Linked DNA regions of Homo sapiens: region 2 is linked to region 1. A link is an interaction called in ENCODE POLR2A ChIA-PET data of the cell type or tissue named here. Cell type or tissue: A673. All regions are shown on one strand. Each heading gives the region's core, and the rest is flanking DNA. Links, peaks and the distances in the headings are about the cores only. Region 1 overlaps RPS27A (ribosomal protein S27a). Region 2 overlaps PPP4R3B (protein phosphatase 4 regulatory subunit 3B).

Region 1 (2,923 bases), core at 424-2,923:
ATTTAGGGTGCTTTGGTTTGTAAGCACCAAAACCACCAGTATTACACAGTTAAAAGCTTAAATATTTTGAGTCACTTAAATTAGACTTCAGAATGTGTTGTAAAATTATCTTAACAGCAGGTTTGTGCTTTTCAGGTGGATGAGAATGGCAAAATTAGTCGCCTTCGTCGAGAGTGCCCTTCTGATGAATGTGGTGCTGGGGTGTTTATGGCAAGTCACTTTGACAGACATTATTGTGGCAAATGTTGTCTGACTTACTGTTTCAACAAACCAGAAGACAAGTAACTGTATGAGTTAATAAAAGACATGAACTAACATTTATTGTTGGGTTTTATTGCAGTAAAAAGAATGGTTTTTAAGCACCAAATTGATGGTCACACCATTTCCTTTTAGTAGTGCTACTGCTATCGCTGTGTGAATGTTGCCTCTGGGGATTATGTGACCCAGTGGTTCTGTATACCTGCCAGGTGCCAACCACTTGTAAAGGTCTTGATATTTTCAATTCTTAGACTACCTATACTTTGGCAGAAGTTATATTTAATGTAAGTTGTCTAAATATAAGCCAGTTTGTGTTTCTGTCCATTTCTTGACCTCAACACAACAGACATTTGGGGCCAGGTAATTCTTTGTTGTGGGGTGCCTGTAATCCCTATGCTTTGGGAGGATCACTTGAGTGTCCAGGAGTTCAAGAGCAGCCTGGGCACCATAGCAAGACCCCCATCTCTGTAAAAAAAAAAAAAAAAAAAAAAAAAGTAGGCTGACTCCTATGGTCCTGCCTACTGGGAAGTCTGAGACAAAAGGATCCCTTGAGCCCAGGAGTTGTAATTAATTATGCATTGCATTTCAGCCTGGACAAAACCCTGCTTCCAAAAAAAACAAAATGCATCCTCAGTCTCTGGGTGTTTCAGTGGAATGCTTGCTGTCTGTTGTACAACGCTTGGGAATTTAATGTTTGTTCAGGATGGATCCCTATAAAGGAATGATTACTTATTTGTACTGTTAACAGTAAAAGACAGTTTAGTTTCAAGCAGGACTGGGGTAGCCTATCTTCCTTCGGAGCTCAATTCAGGGAAAGCTGGTTCACTTGATAAGCCTCTTAACTAAAGCATACACTTGAAAGAAATCGGTGATGTATAAATAACAATTCACTTTTACCATATTGCCAGTCTTTCCATTCAAGGATTTCTAGTTGGAGGCATCCTTAAATAAGGTTTCCTATTTCTGAGCACTTTGACAGTTTGTGCAAATGCATATGAACACATGGTAAAACAACTTAGATACTTTTTGGCCAGTAGTAGTGCATTTCTACCTTCAAACAAACAACACGTTGAGTTATTTACATTTTTAATGTAATTTTAAAATCCTGGATCCCAAGAAGTCTTGGCTTGAATTTGCTTTTCTTCATAACAAACAATTCTGTCTCCCACTTGAAATTCCATATTGTCTTCATCTAAACTGAGACCACAATCCATTCCCGTTTTGACAATTGAAATGTCATCTTTATGGTGTTTCAATGAGGTTAATGAGCCTTAAAAAAGATAATTTAAGGTTAGTATATTCAATAAATGATAAGTACCTACTAAATACTACATTATGTGGTGTTAACCAGGAAATTACACTGAAATTCTTAAAAATTTTATGGTCTTGTCAAGTTAAATGATGGGACTAAATACCAGGGGAACCCCCTCAAAAATGAAGTTTGCTGTGAATAAGACTTGATTTGTAACAAAATAACCTAAATCTCCTATTTCAAAGGTAGACATAAACTTTTTGCTGAGGACAGGATGGTACTCAGGACTTGAATGGGTAAAACCAACATACATCTCAGGCAAAGGGAACCCATCAACTACAGACAATTTAGGGGTTTCAATAGCAATAAGAAATGGCCTGAGCTGAGATTATGGGCATGAAAGATGAACAGATTTCAGATGGTTATATAGTCAACAGGTCTTGGTGACTGGATATGCTATTATAGGAGATTTTGATGTTGCTTACCCTTCCAAATTACATGTCCATTACGGGTTAGTTTAAATTTTTTTTGTTTTTCTAACTGTCCCTTTTGGACTCTGCAGCCAGCCACAGGAACTTTTTTCTTCCCTTCTGTTACAGAGAAGGTAGCTAGTATAGATGCCTCACCTTTAGGAAGAAGAGAACATTAATGTGCAGAAAACTAAAGATTCTGATAAATACGTAATTTCTGACATTCTGTGGTATAAGAATTAAAGGTATGACAAAAATCCAAATTCATGCCTAGAAAAAAGTCTGGGTTTCTTTAACTCCAATTTTATTTTCCTGACCAATATTAAGAATAAAAATGAATGAAAATCTTTGGCTATTCTTTTCCTTTTCTTTTTTTCTTTTTTTTTTTTTTTTTTTGAGACAGAGTCTCACTCTGTCATCCAGGCTGGAGTGCAGTGGTGTGATCTTGGCTCACTGCAACCTCCACCTCCGGGGTTTAAGCGATTCTCATGCCTCAGCCTCCCGAGTAGCTGGGATTACAGGCGCCCACAACCACATCCAGCTGATTTTTATATTGTTAGTAGAGACGGGGTTTCACCATGTTGGCCAGGCTGGTCTCAAACTCCTGACCTCAAGTGATCCACCCACCTCAGACTCTCAAAGTGCTGAAATTACAGGCGTGAGCCACTGCACCCAGCCATCTTTGCCTATTCTTGTCTGCTCCATGAAAACCTTGTTTTAAGCTTTCCTTCAATATATTTTCTAGAGTAGATCATCTATCATTACTTTATTTCTCTGTTATTTTTTAAAAAAAATTTTTATAGATGGGTCACCCAGGCTGGAGTGCAGTGGCATGATCATAGCTCACTGTACCCTCAAGCTCCTGGGCTCAAGCAGTTCTTCTAGATAGCTAAGACTACAGGTGCGTGCCACCATGCCCACTAATTTTTTTATTTTTATCTTT
Region 2 (2,923 bases), core at 116-2,615, 350 kb after region 1:
ACTGCTTTTCATACTAATGACTCTGGGGTATTAAAAAGAAAGACAAGTGCTAATTTCTACAGGCGTTGTCTAAAAGGACAAACAGAAAAATATAGTCAAGTGGCCAGGCGCGGTGGCTCACGCCCGTAATCCCAGCACTTTGGAAGGCCGAGGCGGGCGGATCACGAGGTCATGAGATCGAGACCACCCTGGCTAACATGGTAAAACCCTGTCTCTACTAAAAATACAAAAAAATTAGCCAGGCATGGTGGTGGGCGCCTGTAGTGGCAGCTACCTGGGAGGCTGAGGCAGGAGAATGGCGTGAACCCGGGAGGGGGAGCTTGCAGTGAGCCGAGATTGTGCCACTGTATTCCAGCCTGGACAAAAGAGCGAGACTCCATCTCAAAAAAAAAAAAAATTATATATATATAAAAAATATATATAATTATATATATATTTATATATATATTTAATATATTATATATATATAATATATATATAGTCAAGCACGCATTTTTAAAAAATAAATTTGTGGGCCAGGTGTGGTGGCTCATGCGTGTAATCCCAGCACTTTGGGAGGCTGAGGCGGGGGGATCACCTGAGGTCGGAAGTTCCAGACCAGCTTGACCAACATGGAGAAACCCCGTCTCCACTAAAAATACAAAACTAGCCAGGCATGGTGGCACATGCCTGTAATCCTAGCTACTAGGGAGGCTGAGGCAGGAGAATCGCTTGAACCTGGGAGGCGGAGGTTGCAGTGAGCCGAGATTGCGCCATTGCAGTCCAGCCTGGGCAACAAGAGTGAAACTCCGTCTCAACAACAACAAAATAATAATAATAAATAAATTTGTTTGTCTAAAGTCTAGGAGTACCGGTTAGACTGTTAACTGTGGTTACTGCTTGCTGATAGGTTATGAGTGATTTTCTTTTTTGGTTATCTATATTTTCTAATTGGTGATAGGTTATGAGTGATTTTCTTTTTGGTTATCTATATTTTCTAATTTTCTACAATAAGCACAGACTAAATTACAAAGGAAAAAATGGGCAAAAATATTAAAATTCACCTTAGAGATTTCATCAAAATCTGCTAAAAAAACTGATGGAAATTGTTGGTGGTTTTAAGCTTCAGTTATCTTCAAAATTCATTTTTATGAAATGTAATTTCCATTAATTTAAAGTAACATGTTCTAAAAAAGTTTGTAACAATAGTATCTGTAGAGTTGATAGTAAAATAAAACCCTAACATTTAAAGGATACACCCCAACTACCTGTCCTTTTTCTTACTGAGGATCATCCATTAAATGGTATCAATCCCTTAAATCCTTTTTGAAATAACGTGGAACATGTATTTTTAAAAAATGAATAGAAACCACTAGGTACAATCAGAGAGTATAACATGCTCTTCTACTAAAAATCAATTGGTGCTACTCAAAGACAAGACACTGGGAGATGAATCACTTAATTAGTCTGACTCAGAATGTGTCTGAGTCATTTAATTAGTCTGACTCAGGTGTTTCTTTTCGTATTTCATTGACTCCTTTTGGACCTTATGCACTGCAGCCTGAACATCCATCTTTTGAGGGAGTTTATATGCATATGTAATCTTTTATTTAGCCCTCAAGTTAGTTTTTCCTTTTTTTTTTTTTCTAGAGTCTCACTCTGTTGCCCAGGCTGGAGTGCAGTGGTACAAACGTGGCTCAGTGTAGCCTCGACCTCCTGGACTCAAGCAATCTTCCTCCCTCAGACTCCCATGTAACAGAGACTGCGGGCACGTGCCACCATACCTGGCTATTTTTTTTTTAATTTTTTGTACAGATGGGGGGGTTTCACTTTGTTGCCCAGGCTGGTATCGAACTCCTGGCCTCAAGCAATCCTCCCACCTCAGCCTCCCAAAGTGCTAGGACTACAGGCATGAGCCACCATGCCCAGCCTACTTTTTCCAAATACTTTTAGTCTTAATATTTTAGGTTAGGGTGAGTAAGTACATATTTACCTCCATTCACACCTTTTATAAATTTCTATTTTCCTGCATCTGTTGTAGATTACATCTTCATCCTTTACTACCTGAAAATTTAATTTTTTCAAAATATTTTCATAAGAAAAAAGTTCCAACTCCTTGATAAATGCAATTTCCCACTTGAATTCTTCTTATATGATTCGGTACTTGTGAGCTGATAAGTAGAACTGCATAAAATATTACAGATAGAGGCAATCTCAATTATTACAGTCCATTAAGAGAATATGTATTCCTAGTATTTTTTCCCTGATTTCCAGCATTACTCTGGCTATTATTCATTAAGCTATAAAAGCACTCTGTTCCAATATATTTATGAAGGAAGCAAATAATCAATAACTTAAAGCCTATCATATAGTTGAAATACTTACTCCAAAATCTCTGGTTCTCCAAGTAATCAAACTAATCTCTTTTAGTTTTTCTTTTCTATTTGGTTTTAACAGCTTTTGTTTTAATAAAACCTATATATTTAAGTCAAAACTTGTGTGGCTGCTTTTCTGGACAACATAAAAAAACACTGTGGGGAAAAAAAGAGGTTGCTTCTAAACAGTCTAAATCAAACTCTTCTCTTTGCAGTAATATAAATACAGGCCAAACAAAAGAAAAAACAGAACCCATTCATTTTTAGAAACATATAAACACAGAAATTTAGAATTAAATCAGATTTTGCAACATTACAGAGACTGTCAAGTCCAATTTTAAATTTCAAGAGACTGAGGTTCAAAAAGTGAACCTTTCTGAGGGTAGCTAGTGACAGATGGATTTAGAATCCAGGCCTCCCAAATAATTAATGAGGTTTTTGTCACTCCTACTAAGTAAACCACAAGACAGGTTTCCAAGTATTTCAAACTTCAAACGTATGAATCAAACCAAAGCAAAAGATACACAAAGCTGGAATGGGCCAAATCTAGTAAGATAAAATTTAATATA

What was found. Peaks named below come from ENCODE experiments on the same cell type or tissue, not always from the same donor. Only the 100,000 strongest peaks of a DNase experiment are listed, where the experiment ranks them.
Region 2: POLR2A ChIA-PET joins it to region 1 with 8 read pairs; 3 of 35 experiments call an interaction of 5 or more read pairs at or near these places.

What each region holds. Positions count from the first base shown.
Region 1 is chr2:55,235,293-55,238,215 of GRCh38, forward strand. RPS27A (ribosomal protein S27a) reads left to right here. Exons shown (of 6, transcript NM_002954.6): 6 at 136-561. The coding sequence ends at 285. It overlaps MTIF2 (mitochondrial translational initiation factor 2), which reads right to left. Exons shown (of 16, transcript NM_002453.3): 15 at 1,996-2,136; 16 at 1,303-1,528. The coding sequence ends at 1,356. Among named protein-coding and RNA genes, the nearest start is that of RPS27A, 4.1 kb to the left of the region's middle. In A673, for the core only: no CTCF peak of the experiment used is centred there; no DNase peak of the experiment used is centred there; H3K27ac peaks cover 362 bases.
Region 2 is chr2:55,589,533-55,592,455 of GRCh38, forward strand. The region is part of intron 4 of PPP4R3B (protein phosphatase 4 regulatory subunit 3B); the gene reads right to left. Among named protein-coding and RNA genes, the nearest start is that of PPP4R3B, 27 kb to the right of the region's middle. In A673, for the core only: no CTCF peak of the experiment used is centred there; a DNase peak (open chromatin) is centred at 1,459.